Regions from separate parts of the Homo sapiens genome. Here region 1 is linked to region 2. Evidence: read pairs that join two places in POLR2A ChIA-PET (ENCODE). Cell type or tissue: PC-3. All regions are shown on one strand. Each heading gives the region's core, and the rest is flanking DNA. Links, peaks and the distances in the headings are about the cores only.

Region 1 (4,381 bases), core at 180-4,179, 120 kb after region 2:
CTAACTTTAATTCTCTTTCTCTCCCTGGCAAGCAAGGCCCCCGAGTTTGAGGGTGAGAAAGAGAGAGTGTGTATTAGGATCCCATCTAGTGGCTTTGGTACCAAGGCTCCCCTTAGAACAGCCTATGGAGGGACTGAGGAAACGGAATTACATTCAGTTTCCTTGCTCTCCTCCAGAATTCCCTGGGGAGCTACTGGGAGTTGCTGGGAACCTTCTATGTGCCAGCCCCAGGCTTTCCTCCATGGCCTGGCCTTGAGAATCCCTGGGGCCAGCCAGAGCCTGACTGGGCCCAAATCCCTCCTTACCTCTCCATCCCGCATCTCCACGGTCTTCACCACGATGTTCCTCTTGAGGTGGCCTTCTGACACAGACTTGGTGTCCAGGCTGGTTTCTGCAGATGTGGGGAGAGGAGGCCTCTCATGGACTTTCAGGGCATGAGCCATCCTCTCCCATGCCCGGCTTCCCCATCGCACCCCCCTCCCCATCATGAGTATGAGAACCTATGCAACCGAGCAGAGAGAGCCTAGGCTCTTCCAAACGGGCTGGAGAGCCCCCAAATCCCAATAGTGCTGCTGCCAGAGTCCTGGCTGCTCTGTCTTCTGGCCTGGCTTCATTTCAGCCCCTCTGCAAGCCCTGGCCTGGCACCTGGCTTTCTGAAAACCCAGCACGGTATTGAAATCAGGAGACCAGGAGGGGTGCGGTGGCTCACACCTATAATGCCATCATTTTGGGAGGCTGAGGCAGGTGGATCACCTGACGCCAGGAGTTCGAGACCAGCCTGGCCAACATAGTGAAACCTCTACTAAAAATACAAAAAATAGGCCAGGCATGGTGGCTCACACCTGTAATCCCAGCACTTTGGGAGGCCGAGGCAGGTGGATCGCCTGAGGTCAGGAGTTTGAGACCAGCCTGACTAATATGGTGAAACCCTGTCTCTACTAAAAATACAAAAATTAGTCAGGCATGGTGACAGGTGCCTGTAGTCCCAGCTACTCAGGAGGCTGAGAGAGGAGAATCACTTGAACCTGGGAGGCGGAGGTTGCAGTAAGCTGCGATCGTGCCACTGCACTCCAGCCTGAGCAACAGAGTAAGACTCCGTCGAAAGCAGGCAAGCAAGCAAGCAAGCAAGCAGGAAAGAGAAAGGAAGGAAGGAAGGAAGGAAGGAAGAAAGAAAGAAAGAAAGAAAAAGAAAGATTAGCCAGGTGTGGTGGCTCGCACCTGTAATCCCCTTACTCGGGAGTCTGAGGCACGAGAATTGCTTGAACCTGGGAGGTGGAGGTTGCAGTGAGCCAAGATTGCACTACTGCATTCCAGCCTGAGTGACAGAGGGACGCTCTGCCGAAGGAAGGAAGGAAAGAAGGAAGGAAGGAAGAAAAGAAGGAAGGAAGGAAGGAAGGATCAGGAGACCAGAGCTCAAGAAGTCCCAACTTAGCCACCAACCAGCCACATGACTCTGGGCAAGTTAATTGACCTCTCCCAGCCTCAGTTTCCTCATCTGTAAAATAAGGATGATGGGGCCTACTTCTCTAGGTGGGAGAGAGGAGACAATTAACTAAAATAAAGGCTGTTAAACATGTGGCACATATTAGTGCTCAATACACATAGGTCCCTTTCCTGTCCCCTTTCCTCTTTCCTACTTCTCTCTGCCATTTATCTGTGCTTTAGTGACCTGTGACTATCTAGGATTTGGCAGTATTACCTCTACTAGTCAGCCTGGTTAGCCTTTCTGATGCTGAATTAAGTCCTGAGACATGCATATCTAGTGGTCCTAAATATTCTAGTCCAGAAGAAGAGGAATTTTGTTCCTTAGCTAAGAATCATTTCAGGGCCAATGCAAGTAAAAAGTAATTTAGCTCCCCCCTCCCCCCGCCCCGCCCGAGAGAGAAAAATATAACACGTCACATTCACTAATATTTAACATTAAGAGCAGGGAACATAAAACTTTATTCACTGCAAGAGCTGCGGTCCTGAGGGAAGAATCCTCTGAACTGAGTCAGCACTGAGCTGAGCGATGGAGCCTCAGGGATGAAAGAATAAAGCAGAGAGCCTGGCGTCCAGGCACAGCGAGACCCAAGGGGCCCTCCCAGTGACAGGAAGAGGTGAGACAGAGGCTGCTGCTTGCTCAGAGGCCCCAGAGCAGCTCCACTGCGCACCCAAGGACTCACCACCTTTACCACTAACAAGCTCTGCCAGTTTAATGTACAGTTACTCTGTACCACGTCCTGGGCTGGGCACTGCAGTTCCTGGGAAAATGACGCAGTCCAGGCCCTTTAGGGGAAGCCTGGGAAGAGGGAACTCAGGGGGATTGGGAGGATGGGGTGGGTGAGGCTCACTCCCTGTCAAGCTGGGCAAAGCGCCGTGTCTGAGAGGCAGGCAGCTAACCGCGAGCCGGCGGCGTTCCATTTACAATCTGGTGAGCCTGTATTGGTATAACTCGTATTGTGAGGCTTTTGAGATATCTTGTGACCTTGTGATTTTCCCCGTCTTTGGTGCTTTTGCCCCCTGTAGTGACAAGCAGTTAAAAAAACAAAAACAGAAAACACTCAGAAGGGCAGTGCTTGCTCAGGGATCTGCAGACAGGGCAGATGTCAAGCTCTCACCCAGTTCTGCTGTCGAATGGGGTGCAGGGAGGGGAAGAGGGACCAGGGCCTAGCAGGACAGGGGCAGCTGCAAGCCCCACCTAGAAGTACCCTGGTATGATAGGCTCTGGCTAGGAGCGCTGCAGTGTCACGAAGGCCCCCAGGGAGAGCTGGATCCCTTTGCCCTGATCCTCAGTCCCAGTCTGGAGCAACCTACAGGCCCTGGAGGAGGGGGCAGGACTCCAGTGCCCTTCCCACGAGGCCCTGCTGTACTGACCTCGAATCTGCAGGTTGGAGAAGGTCTGCACGGGAATGGTGATCCTGAAAGAAAGCAGAGGGAGAGGGCTGCCCGGGCTGCCTGGGACACCCCTAGGCTGGGTCTTGGTGCGGGGCCATCATGACAACTTGAACGCCCTTTTCCTTGCCAGGAAAGTCTAACTCCATCTCCTAGCTTTTTCCCCAGCAGCCAACGTGCTATCTGGAGTTCCAAACGTCTGCAAGGGGCTTGAGTGTTATCTGGGAGGGGCGCATGTCTATCTGAAGGAAGATGGAAAAGGGAGGGGAAAGTGGTGAAGAAAGTTCCAAGGAGGCAGAAGAGATGGGTGAGGTGAGGAGTCCAATCTTGGCTGGGAAGATGGGGAGTATGCCTCTTAGTTTGGAGGGTGACCCAAGTCCTTGGCCTTGAGGCCTAATCAATATTGGTTGAATCCATCCATCCATTCAGTCATCAAACATCTAGTGACTGCCTGCTATGTGTGAGGCAGGCACTGTGCTGGGCATTGAGGTGGGAAGGGATCTGCACACAAGGCTGAAAAAGACTCAGTCCCTGAAGGGAGCAAGATGAGCTCTACCGTGAGGCAGCAGGGAGACTTCCCCAGGGGCTGTGATGAGGGCTCACCGGTTCTCCTCGCCCTCTAGCAGCTTCCTGTAGGTGGCGATCTCGATGTCCAGGGCCAGCTTGACATTGAGCAGGTCCTGGTACTCCTGCAAGTGGCGGGCCATCTCGTCCTTGAGGCTCTGCCCCTCTTCCTCCAGCCGCGCCAGCGCCTCCTGATAACTGGCCGCCTCCCGCACGTGCCGCTCCTCCTGCTCGCGCATCTGCCTCTCCAGGGACTCGTTCTGTGGGATGGAGCCGGCCGGTCCCGCGGAGCCCCGACCCGACTTGGGGAGGTTTCGAGGCCCGGCCCCCGGCCCCAGGCCCCGCCTCTAGCCCGGGGGTAACGTTCAGGCCCCGCCCTCGACCCAGGTCCTCGTCCCTGGCCCTTCTCCCCTGGCATCTCCTGGGGTGGCCGTCCCTGCTCCGCCCGTCCCCGTCCTGCCCTGGCCGCGCTCACCGTGCCGCGCAGAGACTCCAGGTCGCAGGTCAAGGACTGCAACTGGCGCCGGTAGTCGTTGGCTTCGTGCTTGGCCTGGCGGAGCAGCTCCGCGTTGCGGGCAGCAGCGTCTGTCAGGTCTGCAAACTAGGTGGGGGACACATATGGGGGGCTGTGTGGGCCCATGGGCAGGCACGGGCTCTGGGAAATCAGGGAGGTGAGCAGCACCCCAGTTAACCCCAGGACGTTGGCCCTGGCTGGGACTTTTCCCAACAACTGTGACCCATGGATGCGGGCAGGGTAGCGGGCTGCCAGACCTCAGCACCTAGCACAACACCTGGTCAGCAAGCGAATGAATGAACAGTGCCACAGAATCCAGAACCTTCCACACTGACAGCTGCATCTGCGGGACTGAACGCTGTCGTCTTAGGCGAGCGGAGGCCTGGGTGTTTTGTGTGTTTTTGTTTTTTTGTTTTTTTTGTTTTATTT
Region 2 (4,381 bases), core at 194-4,193:
CCTCCCGGGTTCACGCCATTCTCCTGCCTCAGCCTCCCGAGTAGCTGGGACTACAGGCGCCCGCCACCACGCCCAGCTAATTTTTTTGTATTTTTGGTAGAGATGGGGTTTCACCATGTTAGCCAGGATGGTCTTGATCTCCTGACCTCGTGATCCGCCTGCCTCAGCCCCCCAAAGTGCTGGGATTACAGGCATGAGCCACCGCACCTGGCCAATTTTTTGTGTGTATGTGACAAGGTCTTGCTTTATTGCCCAGGCTGGAGTGCAGTGGCGTAGTCTTGGCTCACTGCAACCTGTTTCCTGGGTTCAAGCAATTCTGCTGTCTCAGCCTCCCGAGTAGCCGGGATCACAGGTGTGTGCCACCACGCCCAGCCAATTTTTGTATTTTTAGTAGAGATGGGGTTTCGCCATGTTGGCCAGGCTGGTCTTGAATTCCTGAACTTAGGTGATTCACCCGCCTCAGCCTCCCAAAGTGCTGAGATTATAGGCATGAGCCACCATGCCCGGCCTAAATTTTTTTTTTTTTTTTGGAGGTGAAGTCTTGCTCTGTCACCCAGGCTGGAGTGCAGTGGCGCGATCTTGGCTCACGGCAAGCTCTGCCTCCCGGGTGCACGCCATTCTCCTGCCTCAGCCTCCCGAGCAGCTGGGACTACAAGCACCCACCACCACACCTGGTTAATTTTTTTTTTTTTTTTGTATTTTTAGTAGAGACGGGGTCTCACCGTGTTAGCCAGGATGGTCTCAATCTCCTGACCCCGTGACCCGCCCGTCTTGGCCTCCCAAAGTGCTGGGATTACAGGCATGAGCCACCACGCCCGGCCCGGCCTAAACTGTGTGTGTGTGTGGAAATGGGAGAATTGCTGTGTTGCCCAGGCTGGTCTTGAACTCCCGGCCTTAAACTATCCTCCTGCCTTGGCCTCCCAAAATGTTAGGATTATAAGCATGAGCCGCCATGCCCGGCCACATATATGCTTTTAAAAAGACAATGCTAATAATGCCAAATTTTTTTTTTTTTGAGGGATGGAGCAATTATTGATGTCTTTTGGTTTCTCTTTATTTTCTGAATTGTCTCTATTTTAAAATAAGGAACTTGTAGTATCTTCATAACCAGAAAACAATAAGTAATTAAAACTCAGAATAACCCCCTCAAAAGAAGGCAATGGTATTTACAGTGGGAAAAAAAAAAGTCAGCTGGGTGCAGTGACTCACACTTGTAATCTCAACACTTTGGGATGCTGAGACAAGAGAATCACTTGAACCCAGGAATTCAAGACCAGCCTGGGCAACACAGTGAGAACCCCATATCCACAGAAAAATTTAAAAATTAGCCGGATGTAGTGGCATGTGCCTGTAGTCCTAGCTGCTTGGGAGGCTGAGGTGGGAGGATCACTTGAGCCCAGGAGATCCAGGCTGCAGTGAGCTATGATCATGCTACTGCACTTCTGCCTGAGTAACAGAGCAAGACCCTTTCTCAAAACAAAACAAAACAAAACAAAACAAAACAAAACAAAAACTAATTGAACTCTATGTACTGTAAGCAGGTATATTTATTGTCTGTAAATTATGCCCCCATAAAGTTAATGTTTAGAAGCTAAAAATGCCTTTAGATGGCCTACATTCATTTCAAAATGTGTATTCTGGCACCTAAGTTATAATCTTTATGGAAGTCTAATTCATGTACACTGGCAGTAGGGGTTCCTGGTCAATTTGCAAGTGTTCTCTTCAAGACAAAGTAAGTTCTCTAATTTTGGTGCCACCAATTTAGGATCTGGAGGTCTGTAGCCTGCTTTATCAAAGACAACAATTGTAATTTGGCTGAATAAATGGTTTGCTAAGCAAAGAGTAGACATATGTATATGCTTGTATGTGCACATATTTCTGGGAAGAAACGGTAGACTGAACAGTGGTCACCTATGAGGAGTAAGAAGACTCGGGAGCATGGGGGGGACTTAATTTTCTTTTTTTCTTTTTTTGAGATGGAGTCTCCCTCTCTTGCCCAGGTGATCTGTCTCGTGATTCGCCTGCCTCGGCCTCCCAAAGTGCTGGGATGACAGGCGTGAGCCACTGAGCCCGGCCCGTGTTTTTTTTTTTTAAGACAGAATGTTGCCGGGTACAGTGGCTCAAGCCTGTAATTCCAGGATTTTGAGAGGCCCAGGCAGGCGGATCAACTGTGGTCGGGAGTTCGAGACCAGCCTGACCAACATGGAGAAATCCCGTCTCTACTAAAAATACAAAATTAGCTGGGTGTGGTGGCGCGTGCCTGTAATCTCAGCTACTCGGGAAGCTGAGGCAGGAGAATTGCTTGAACCCGGGAGGCGGAGGTTGAGGTGAGCTGAGATCGCGTCATTGCACTCCAGCCTGGGCAACAAGAGCGAAACTCCGTCTCAAAAAAAAAAAAAAAAAGACAGAATGTCTCACTCTGTCACTCAGGCTAGAGTGCAGTGGCATGATCTTGGCTCACTGCAACCTCCGCCCCCCGGGTTCAAGCGATTCTCACGCCTCAGTCTCCTGAATAGCTGGGATTACAGGCGCCCACCACCACACCCGGCTAATTTTTGTATTTTTTGTCAAGATGGGTTTTCGCCATGTTGCCCAGGCTCGTCTCGAACTCCTGGGATGAAGTGATCCTCCCACCTCAGGACTCCCAAAGTGCTGGGATTACAGGAGTGTGCCACCACACCCAGCTTTTTAAAAAAATCTTTTATACTGTATATATTTTATCTTTCACTGTACCTTTTGTTTAGATATGTCTAGATATATAAATACCATTGTGTTGCCATTGTCTACAGCATTCAGTATAGACACACACTGGATGTGTTTGTAGCCTAGGAGCAATAGGCTATAGAGCCTGCGTGTGTAGTAGGCTACGCTGTATGGGTTAGTGTGAGTTCTTTCTATATTTGTACAATGACAGAATCACCTGATGTTAAGTGTTGCATGACTGTAACAGTTCCCACCCTGTACCATGTCTCTTCTAGGCCAAAGCCCCCTCCCCAGAGCAGACCCCTAGCACTCCACAGCAGGATCACAAGCTGGTCTCTGGTCCCAGACCCTGCGGATCCTTGTCGACGCTTCCAGTCTCGATCACTTCCCGATGGTTTGAATGTGAAGTCAACAATCCACGGAACAATTTGCACTTACTGTTTCTAGGGCTTTTGCAGTTAAAAGTGTCTTCAGTTTCCCCGATCTTCCTGCAGATGCCCCTGCAGTCAGAAGCTGAGTCTGTCCCTTCTCCCAGCAGCAGCTGGGTACAGGATCTAACATCAGTCTCTGCCTGCTGGGCAGAAGCCACAGCTGCAACGTGCTTTCAGAAAAATGGGCCAGGCCAAAGGAGCTCCCCGTCAGTGCTTTTCAGTGTTCCCAGCACAAAGATAAAATTACACTTCCATAGGAGTACACAAACTAAAAATAAAATTTAAAGAAAGCGATCTAGTTCTGTATCATTTTCCCCATGGTCGGGTCCCATTCGGGTCACTGGACATGCACTGAAATCGCTTATGAACAGCTGCTTGGTTCTGCCTCGCCTGGAGTTTACGGCTGTCAGCATCCCCAGCCCTCTGTGATGGCCCCAGGAGAGCCAGGCAGACAAAGATACTTGTGGCGGTTTGGCTGAGGGCAAAGACAAAGTCGGCAGTTCTTTCCTCCAGGCATGAGCAGGGGGCTTCCTTAGGTTTTTCTTTCAGAAGCCCCTATCTAGCTTAGAGTAGGCATAGCACGTCAAGGGCAGGGCAAGGAAATGCTGTGCCGTTTCCTTAGGATCCAGGGGGCGGGAGAAAAAGTCAATTGACAAAGAATGCTTGTCACCATGTCATGTCAGCAGCTCTTTTTCTGGTGCTTCCCAATCCTGAGTCACTTCCTGTTTCTAAGTTCCTCCAAGATGTCATTAACTGTAGGAAGGAGAAATATCTAAGTAATGACACCAACTCTTGCTTACATACAAGGTGAGATGATTCTTTTCACATGGGCCTAGTCATAGTCATGATCCCGAAGTGCTAAATGCGTATTTTATTTATTTATTTTGAGATGGAGTCTCACTCTGTTACCCAGGCTGGAGTGCAGTGGTGCGATCTTGACTCACTGCAACCTCTGCCCTCCTGCCCCAGATTCAAACAATTCTCTTGCCTCAGCCTCCCGAGTAGCTGGGATTACAGGCGCCTTCCACTGCGCCCAGCTAATTTTTGTATTTTTAGTAGAGACGGGGTTTCACCATCTTGGCCAGGCTGGTCTTGGAACTCCTGACCTCGTGATCCACCCGACTCAGCCTCCTAAAGTGCTGGGATTACTGGCGCGAGCCACCCCTCCCGGCCACTAAATCCATTATTTCATGATGAAACAGGAAAAGTTCCCTTGTCCCCTTGCAGGGTGTGCAATGGGAGAGTGG

Evidence for each region. ChIA-PET counts read pairs that join two places held together with the same protein. Peaks named below come from ENCODE experiments on the same cell type or tissue, not always from the same donor. Only the 100,000 strongest peaks of a DNase experiment are listed, where the experiment ranks them.
Region 1: POLR2A ChIA-PET joins it to region 2 with 9 read pairs; 5 of 35 experiments call an interaction of 5 or more read pairs at or near these places.

What each region holds. Positions count from the first base shown.
Region 1 is chr17:44,907,759-44,912,139 of GRCh38, forward strand. It overlaps GFAP (glial fibrillary acidic protein), which reads right to left. Exons shown (of 9, transcript NM_002055.5): 5 at 3,914-4,039; 6 at 3,478-3,698; 7 at 2,857-2,900; 8 at 306-391. Among named protein-coding and RNA genes, the nearest start is that of GFAP, 5.6 kb to the right of the region's middle. RefSeq lists an enhancer at 3,428-3,537 and a silencer at 3,748-3,817. In PC-3, for the core only: a CTCF peak has its summit at 3,502 (motif pointing right); a DNase peak (open chromatin) is centred at 2,033; H3K4me3 peaks cover 235 bases; H3K27ac peaks cover 1,614 bases.
Region 2 is chr17:44,791,226-44,795,606 of GRCh38, forward strand. It overlaps a transcript of GJC1 not described here. Among named protein-coding and RNA genes, the nearest start is that of ADAM11, 34 kb to the left of the region's middle. In PC-3, for the core only: no CTCF peak of the experiment used is centred there; a DNase peak (open chromatin) is centred at 3,866; H3K27ac peaks cover 1,186 bases.